2 separate regions of the Homo sapiens genome follow, and region 1 is linked to region 2. Evidence: read pairs that join two places in POLR2A ChIA-PET (ENCODE). Cell type or tissue: OCI-LY7. All regions are shown on one strand.

Region 1 (5,000 bases), 73 kb before region 2:
TTTTAGGCCCAGTACCTGGGTTACAAAGATGAATATAGTCCCAAACCTGGAGGTCTTCTAGGAAAGGCAGATGTGTAAACAAATAATTACACTGAAATATGAAGAATAAATACTGTAATAGAGATATATGTGTCTTACAAAGTTGTATAAAGGAAGGAATCAGCAATTCTGCTTACATGGTCAAGGAAAGCTTCAAATAATGGACATTTGAGTTAGGTTGGCATGGCTGGGAAGAGTACGTGTAGAAGAGTTAAGTTTGGGCTGGGCACAGTGGCTCATGCCTGTAATCCCAGTACTTTGAGAGGCTGAGGCGGGCGGATCACGAGGTCAAGAGATCGAGACCATCCTGGCCAACATGGTGAAACCCCATCTACTAAAAATACAAAAATTAGCTGGGTGTGGTGGCACGTGCCTGTAGTCCCAGCTACTCAGGAGGCTGAGGCAGGAGAATTGCTTGAACCCAGGAGGCGGAGGTTGCAGTGAGCCAAGATGCGCCACCGCACTCTAGCTGGGCAACAGAGTGAGACTCTGTTTCAAAAAAAAAAAAAAAGAAAAAAGGTTTGTATTTTATCCTCATGGCAAGGGAAAAGTTATTGGAGAGTTTTAGGAAGGGGCATAACATGGTAAAACTATGTTCGAATGATTACTCAGGATTTAGTATGGAGGCCACATTTGGAAGAATACTAGATGAGAGACATTAGGAGATCACTGCTGTAGTTCAGGTACAGTATTATACTGGTTGTGAATGGAGACGATAGGATGTCAGTCAGAAATTTAGGAGGCAGGATTAATAAGTTTTATCAACCAGTTGGACTTGTCTCTCAGGGAAAAGGGGAAGAATCATGTCCAGGTTCCTAACTTGTGTGACTACACTGATGGTGGTGCCATTAAATAGGATAAGTTAACCAAATATAAATGCACAAGCAAATTTATGGGAGAAGAGGTGCTAATAGGATCTTCTGATAGAGAAATAGTTAAAAGCAGTCTGTAGCTTAAAAACATTTCATCCGGAGACCTAAACAGTGGTGAACTTTATGAATATAACATTGATTAGGGAGAGTATGCAGAATTAGGAGAACCCTGGGGGAGACTGTATTTAGGGGCAGAAGATTGAGAAGAAACATTAAGAGATAAGTAAAGATACAGGAGAGCAGTATCTTAAATGAAAATGGAATAGTGTTGTATTAGTTTGCTACTGTTGTGTAACAAATCATCACAAGCTTAATGGCTTAAAACAACATTTATTAACTAACAGTTCCATAGGTCAGAAGTGTGGTGCACCACGGTTAGGTTCTTTGTTCAGGGTGTTAATAGACTGAAATCAAGATGGTGGCCCTGCGGAGTTCTCATCTAGAAGCTCTTGGGAGAAATCCATCTTCAAGTGCCTTCTTGTTGGAAGAATTGCAGTTATAGGATGTGGGTTCTTTTTTAGCTTCTAGCCTGGAATCTTGGGAAGGCATCTTAAATTCTTATCAGAAGTGTTTTATGAAGAATGCACAAAGAAAATAGGACTTGAAAAGTGTTAGTTGGTCATTGGTGACTTTGGTAATGTCAGTACCAAGAGCAATTTTTGTAGAATGGTAGGGGCAGAAGCCAGACTGCAGTAAGTTGGGGAGTTAACTGGAAGTAAGGAAGTTAACTAAGATCTAGAGTTTCTTTCAAATAGCCTGCCAGGAATGGGAATGAGAGAGCTGAGAATAATTAAATTAATGAGCTAGGTCTCAAGGAAACTAGAAGGAATGGGTTCTAGACCACAGAAGGAGGGATTAATTGTGGTCTTGTAGGGAGACTCAGCTTCCTCTGAGAAAGGAGGAAAGGGAATATGAAAGGGAATACAGGTAAGTTTGTAAGGGAGGGCTTGTTGGTGGGCAGTAGGGAAATTGGAGACATTACTACCTAATAGCCTCAGTATTCTCTTAGGAGTTACAGACAAGAGAACTGGGTGCAGCAGCTCATGCCTGTAATCCCAACACTTTGCGAGGCCAAGGCGGGAGAATAACTGGAGGCCCGGCATTTGAAACTAGCCTGGGTGATGTGGCAGCACTCCATCGCCAGAAAAAAAAATAAAAATAAAAATAAAAAATAAAAAAATAAGGAAAAGGGAAAAGGAAAGAAAAATTAGCTGGGTGTGGTGGTATATGCCGGTAGTCCTAGGTACTTGGGAGACTGAGGTGGGAGGATCTCTTGAGCCAAGGAGATCAAGGCTACAGTGAGAGGTATGATCATGCCACTGAACTCTGGCTTGGGTGACTGAGCGAGCAAGACTCTGTCTGTATAAAAAGAAAAATGTTAGAGACAAGGTCTATAAAAAAGGGAGGTAAAATTGGAATTGCTACTTTGTGGCCAGGAGGCCCTTCATAAAATTATGGAATGAATGAAACGAATTAACCCAAGACTAACAAACAGAGAGTGAGAAACATAAAAAAACCCAAGGTGCTCTCCAGATTGTCCACTAAGCTACATCTAGCTCACCTGGCTACCTTTTTGCTCCCTTTTCTCTTATTCTGTTCTCAAACTTAGTCATGTCTAGAATTACTTAACAGATCATCACTCAGAAGATGTGGACTTCCTGCATGTAAATTGCCTTAGCTTTTAACATTTTTAAAAGCTTTCTAGGTTACCTAGGGAATATTGAATAATTGACCAAAATTATTATTTCTTTTCTTAGACTGTGAGCTCTTTGAAGTCAAGGAACTTTGCATTTTTTTTTTTTTAAAGGCAGGGTCTCACTCTGTTGCCCAGGCTGAGGTGCATTGACACAATCATGGCTCACTGCAGCCTCAACTTCCTGGGATCAAGCAGTCCTCCCACCTCAGCCTCCTGAGTACCTGGGACCACAGGTGCACATCACCATGCTCAGCTAATTTTTAAATATTTTGTAGAGATAAGGTCTCACTATATTGCCTAAGGTGGTCTCAAACTCTTGGGCTCAAGTGATTCTCCTAGTTCAGCCTCCCAAAGTTCTGGGATTACAGGCATGAGCTACCATGCCTGGCCACAGAATTTTGAGTCTTTACAAACTCAAATCTTTACATTTGGTGCCTCTAGTACAGCCTGGCACATAGGGAACCCCTAGTTTATTTCTTTAGCTTAAATGACACAGACCTAAGGCTCCCCCTCCTATTTGGCCAGATCATACTATTTTTTTCTCTTTACCTTTACAAATATATTGTGTGTTTTGTAAACTTTAATAAATTTTTTTGAGGCAGAGTCTCACTGTCACCCAGGCTGTAGTGCAGTGGCACAATCACAGCTCACTGCAGCCTCAAACTCCCTGGGCTTTGGTGATGATTCCACCTCAGCCTCTCAAGTAGCTGGGACTATAGGCACATGCCACCATGCCTGGCTAATTTTTCTATTTGTATTTTTGTAAACTTTATGGAAGTACTGTATAACATGTACAGAAAATTACACAAAAAATAAATGTTTAGTTTTCTGAATTTTCTTTTCTTTCTTTTCTTTTTTTTTTTTTTTTTTTTTGTTTTGAGACAGAGTCTTGCTCTGTTGTCAGGCTGGAGTGCGGTGGTGCGATCTCGGCTCACTGCAACCTCCACCTCTCGGGTTCAAGTGATTCTCCTGCCTCAGCCTCCCGAGTAGCTGGGACAACAGGCGTGTGCCACCACACCTGGCTAATTTTTGTATATTTAGTAGAGATGGCATTTCACCATGTTGGCCAGGATGGTCTTAATCTCTTGACCTTGTGATCCGCCTGCCTCGGCCTCCCAAAGTGCTGGGATTACAGGCGTGAGCTACCGTGCCCAGCCTAGTTTTCTGAATTTTCAAAGTGAACACCCAGTTCAACAAACAGAATAAGTATGTCACCAGCATCACTGAAGTCCCCTTTTATGTTCCCTAGCAATCATTATTTCCCTGTAAAGGCAATTACTATCTTGACTTCTAATACTGTAAATTAGTTTTATTATAACTTTAAGTTGGAGGTTGCAGTGAGCTGTCATCACACCACTTCACTCCAGCCTAGGCAACAGAGCGAGACCCTGTCTCAAAAAAAAAAGGAACTTTAAGTGGAATCATATAGCATATAGTATATACTTTTTTGCATCAGACATTTCACTTAGCATTGCATTCATGCAATTTATGTATGCTGTTTTATACAGTTGGAGTCAGGCCAGGCACAGTGGCTCACACATGTAATCTCAGCACTTTGGGAGGCCGAGGTGGGAGGATCACTTGAACTCAGGAATTTGAGATGAGCCTGGGCAACACGGCAAAACCCTCATCTCTACAAAAACATACAAAAATTAGCCAGGCATGGTGGCAGGCACCTGTAGTCCCAGCTACAAAAAATAAAAATTAAAAAAAAAAAGTTGGCATCTATTCATTATCTTTGCCTTATCATATTCCATTATATGAGTCCCTCACAAATTTATTTATCCATTCTATTACAGATGGATATTTGGGTTGTTTTCAGGTTTGGCTATTATGAATAATGCTGCTTCGAACATATCTTGGTGAACATGTCTGCATTTCTATTGGGTGTATAGCTAGAGGCTAAATTGCTGGGTCATAAGGTTTGTGAATGTTTAGCTTTAATAGACACTGCTAAATGATTTTGCATTGTGGTTGTATAGTTATACCGAACTATACTTTCACCAGCATTGTTTGAAAAATGGGTTGCTTAAAAAAAGGAGGGGTTGCTCCCATCCTTGCTAATGCTTGGTATTGTCTGCCTTTTCCAGTTCTAGCCATTCTGATTTTATTCTGCCTTTTTTTGTTTCTGTTGATTAGTGAGGTAGAGCACCTTTTCATATGCTTTTTGGTCATTTGAATATCTTTCGGTGAAATCTTTTGCCTATTCTTGGGGGGATATTTACTCTTATTGATTTGTAGGAGTCCTTTATATATTCTGGTTACAAGTCTTTTGTTGAAAAAAAATATATATAGAGAGAGAGAGCATATATTCTCCCATTCTGTGAGTTTTTATTCGAATACTGTCTTACTTATGGTTACTGGTTTTGTGACTTCTTTTTTTTTTTTTTCTT
Region 2 (5,000 bases):
GGGGTTTCACCACGTTGGCCAGGATGGTCTTTATCTCTTGACCTCTTGATCCGACTGCCTCGGCCTCCCAAAGTGTTGGGATTACAGGCGTGAGCCACGGTGCCCAGCCTGGAGTTTCTTATAAAATCTTTTGTTGCTCACTTTCATCCAGAGACCTGCTGAAGTCAAAGAGGTCAAAGAATTAGAGAGAATACCAAGAAAGGTAAAAAGTGTTCTGCTTTTCACCAATTAGTGATACTTTCAATCTGCAAAACACTGCCTAAGGCTCTTGTTTTACTGCATCATAAGGAAGTTTAGGTTGGAAGTAATCAGCGTACGATAGAGAATAATAATTTGAAAACTACCAAGCTTCCTTTCAGTTTCATCTTTCCAAGCTGAAAAGTTCTAGGAGCTTATGGAAAGGGTCAAAAAGGATCCATGTAGGTATGTTTAACTTCTGGAGGACAAAAAGGGTACCCCTTTACATTTGGGAAACTAAGTAGTTATAGGAACATGTAAAAACTTTATTTGATATAGTGGTTGTAAACTACATAATTCTTTACCGTAAATGGTAGACACAGGAAAGAAAAGAAGTCAAATAAGGATCAGCTAAATTTGGGTTTGCATGATTTCCTTGATAACCCTTTATTATTATTCTAGAAATATTTAGGGAATATTGCTAACTTTTTAGATAGCACACCCTCCTCTAAATATTCCTTGGTTAAAGTTTGAAAAGATCCTCCATATATGCGATTTCCTTAAGTTCTGATGGGCAGTGATTTTGAAGTCTTGATGGGCTTTTAGGTAGACTTTCCAGTGACTGGCTAATCATTGTTATATTTGAATACCCCAGAAAAGGATGAAAGCTGGTTTAGAGTAAATCACATATAGTTTTCATAGATATTAATATTTTTTGATAATGAATCCAAATAAGGTCTTGATTATCCAAAAACGATGGTGAGAACATTGAGATAGCTAGTTGAAATGAGAATATACTTTCTCCCTACTGAGTGAAAGCCTTGTTCTGGTGACAGTTTTTCCTATTATAGGTTCTGATCAAGGTGGTGGTAGGAGATAACACTTGTTGCCAACTATAATTTTCAGGGACTCTAAAATGACTTAGGAACTGAAAAAACGTAAGGCACGTAGAACAATTATATATAGATACAGTACATGTATCTTTTAACAATGGGGTAGTTTTTGAAATTCCTAATAATTAGCTTCTAGTAAATATGAAAACGTTTATGAAATCTATAAAAAATAGATGGTTCTTTTAGATTTTACTCATATGGCTTTTTAATAGAAAACATGATCTAATCTAAGAAAATAATTTTACTATATTACAAATGCTAGCAAAATTGTCTCTGCAAAACCAGAGAGAGATGAAACATTTTTTTCCTAATAAGGTTTGAAACGATAAAAACTAAAAATTTTCATTGAAAGCTCTATAATGCTTCATGATAAAGTTAGAACAGTTTTATCAGAATCCATCAAATTCTAGTGGATTTTCTTATTTATGGATGTATTTAAGATTTTCTCATTCAATACATACATACACACCAATATAAGTGATGCTTCACTTGCGAGGGTTTTGTTTTTCCCTGCCTCTTTTTTTTTTTTTTTTTTTGAGACGGAGTCTTGCTCTGTCGCCCTGGCTGGAGTACAGTGGCGCAATCTCGGCTCACTGCAACCTCCACATTCCGAGTTCAAGTGATTCTCCTGCCTCAGCCTCCCAAGTAGCTGGGATTATGGGCATCCACCACCACACCCAGCTAATTTTTGTATTTTTAGTAGAGATGGGGTTTCACCATGTTGGCCAGGCTGGTCTCTAACTCATGACCTCAGATGATCTGCCCTCCTCGGCTTCCCAAAGTGCTGGGATTATAGGCATGAACCACTGCGCCCGGCCTTCCCTACCTCTTAATATGAAATGACCTTTTACAAATTATCGTAGCCTGGGGAGCAATAAGAAATCAGGATGGTCCTGTCTAGGCAAAAACTTCATTTGCTTAGGAATTCATGATTCTCCCTTTTTATTTAAGGCAAATGCCCTGCTTTGTCTACTGTGATGCTTTCCTTTTGGGCAAAAAGAACTTAATAATGCTATTTGCCTCCAGTCCCCTGTAACGGAGTTTACCATCAAATGATCACTGACTCTTTTGCAATTATGTAATATAAAACTGTGTATGTTGTAAAAATCAATCATTTTAACCTTATCTCCAGCTTTTTCTGTATACTTTCTCCGCAAAATACTGTTGACATTTATTTAAACAATGGTAGTGAAATAAGATTAACATTTTTTGAGAATTTCATGATAACCCTTGACATAATTGAACATTAAAACCTTGCAGAGCCAAGTTTATAGATATTAGCTTTACACAAAAGCATTGTTTCAATAACTATTTTGTTGAAGGAATTTGGTCAAGAAAGCTTTCTAAGTACATTTTTTTTTTTTCATATAAGACTCTCTCAAATTTTCCTTTTGGTACATCTACCTCCTTGTCCCAAATAATTAATGAAGAAAACATAACAAAAATGTCTGCATCTTCCATTCTTGCCCCTAGGGGCCATTAGTTGAAGCATCTGTTTCTGACTTAACATCTTATAGACCAGGGGTTGGCAAACTTTGTGAAGTGCTAAAGAGTAAATATTTTAGGCTTTACGGGCCACATGGTCTCTGTCACATATTGTTCTTTGTTTTATTTTTGGTTTGGTTGTGTTTACAAGCCTTTCTAAATGTAAAAATGATGCTTAACTCAGAGGCATACAAAAACAGGAAGCCAGCTGTGTCAGCAGACGTTTGCAACTCCTGTTATAGACTTAAGGATGAACATGTGGAGATTAGCATTATATTCAAGGTCATATCACTAGTTAGTGTTAGGGAGAGCCACCAGAACCCTAGATTTTTAGGCCAATCATTTTCCCCCATTCTGTCTCTTTTATGAATTTTACCGTCTTCCTTCTGGTTGCCATTCTGATTATTATATTGCATTTTTGAGCCACTATGAAACCTCTCTTTTTATTCTCTCTAAGCTTCAAATTTATATACTTGTTTGAATCTATTTTTTTTTTTTTTTTTTTTTTTGCTGCTTGAATGGAAGGACAGTATAAATGGTTGTTTAAATAAAATGTTTAATCCAAGGAGTTGGCATGTTTAAATTGGAATGCAGGAGATGTGTTAAATTTCAGACTATTATAACAGAAGCTTCTTTTTTTGTTTTTTTTTATTTATTTGTTGTTGAAACTTTGGCTTTAAGACTTTTCATGTGTATGTTTTATGACTTAATTTTTAAAACTGTTGTAACTGCTTTGGCCTTTGATAGCATTGTTATAGATTAATCTGTTTTAGATTTTTGTAATGTTTATATTTTAAGATGTGTTTGAAATGATTACATTAAACATTCTTTTTGCTTAAAATTATTTTATTTTTTAGGACGCATGGGGATAAATTTCCATCATCCAGGAACAGATAATATTATGGCACTTAACAGTAAGTCTTCATATGAAATATTCTATTAAATTAGCAGTCAAGTTTGCAGCATGTAGTTTCTACATTCTTGATTGTTGGTTACATTTTAACCTTCCGCTGAAAGGAGTATAGACCATTGTTCTGTACTAGTGGTTCTCAAAGTGTGGTCCCTGGACCAGCAGCATCAGCATTGCTTGGGAGCTTATTAAAATCTCAGGCCCCATGACAGGGCTATTGAATCAGACACTTAAGGATGAGGCCCGGAGGTCTGTATTTTAACAAGCCTGTATGTGATTGTGATTCAGGCTAAAGTTTGAAAATTGCTGCTTCAAACCAGGGTTGGCAAACTATAGCTCTGCAAGCTGGATCTGTTTTTGTAAATGAAGTTTTATTGGAATATAGCCACACCCATTCATTTATGGATTGTCTGTGGCTACTTTTGTGCTACAAAGGCAGAGCCACAAAGGCCAAACTATTTACCATCTGACCCTTTACAGAAAATGTTTGCCAACTCCTGCTGTATACCATTGGGTTGGAGGAATGAAGGAGGTAGGTGAAGGGAGAGAGGAAGTGGGGTAGAGAATATAATGTGAATGAATAAATCAACTTATTTATACATAACTCAGAATTTTTTCATGGTGGTAGATAGCCAGGTATTTCAAGCTGGACATCCAGGGGTCTCCCATTAATGGAATTTGCATGGTATATATGTCAGCAGCTTTATAGGTTTGAAACAGTTTTGTCAGTATAATTGTTTGATCAAGTTCTAAAGCAGCAAAAACTTACTAACTGGAAAGTCATTATATTAATTAACACCAGAAGAAATAATCTGGGTGGCATCAGCTCTCCTTCCTAGTGTCAATGGATCAGATACCTTTGCAGAAGAACAGTCTCTAAATGGAAATTGTTCATTTTCAGAAGGACCTGTATAAGCCATTGAATCTTTTAGACTTTAAGTTTTCTCCTCTAGTAAATGAGTGATATCAGATTGTCCCCTCTCATCTTCCCAGATATACAAGCTGACTCTCAATACACATGGGAGACATACTGGATAAATCTAGGGTTGTGTACAATATTATTTCTTTCCCTCTTGCTTGAGTAGGTATGTTGAATGTCATTGGAGTTCTTTAGAACAGATTTTAGGTTATCTCTAAAATATATATTTCACATCTCCTTGGTCTGACATGCAACCAATGAGTACTGCTGAGAACCACTGGCAGTGCTTGATGATGCAGGTCCTAAGCCTCTCCATGCATATTTTTTTCTAGATTGCTAGTATCCCTGCCTTTTGGCAGGGTTAGGGAGATGGTCTTAGAGACAATAAGAATTCCAAAGTATCTACCTCTAATTTTCTAACTTCTAAATGAAAGGTCACTTTAAATTTAGATTATGCTGCCTCTAACTTTTTTTCTAGTCGATGGGAATTAATAAACATGCTTAACTTGCTGAACTTGAGCAATAATTAATTGTGAAAAGACTTCAGTTAGATTATGGGATTTAAAGTTGAATGTAAAAGAAAAGAACAGTATGGTAGTGTGTCTGCCTGAAGGAA

The links. Peaks named below come from ENCODE experiments on the same cell type or tissue, not always from the same donor. Only the 100,000 strongest peaks of a DNase experiment are listed, where the experiment ranks them.
Region 1: POLR2A ChIA-PET joins it to region 2 with 7 read pairs; 4 of 35 experiments call an interaction of 5 or more read pairs at or near these places.

The regions. Positions count from the first base shown.
Region 1 is chr10:92,251,944-92,256,943 of GRCh38, reverse strand. The region is part of intron 1 of CPEB3 (cytoplasmic polyadenylation element binding protein 3); the gene reads left to right. Among named protein-coding and RNA genes, the nearest start is that of CPEB3, 37 kb to the left of the region's middle. In OCI-LY7, no CTCF peak of the experiment used is centred here; no DNase peak of the experiment used is centred here.
Region 2 is chr10:92,179,432-92,184,431 of GRCh38, reverse strand. CPEB3 (cytoplasmic polyadenylation element binding protein 3) reads left to right here. Exons shown (of 10, transcript NM_014912.5): 4 at 3,413-3,469. Among named protein-coding and RNA genes, the nearest start is that of CPEB3, 110 kb to the left of the region's middle. In OCI-LY7, CTCF peaks have their summits at 2,346 and 2,545; DNase peaks (open chromatin) are centred at 2,561 and 2,771; H3K4me3 peaks cover 448 bases; H3K27ac peaks cover 634 bases.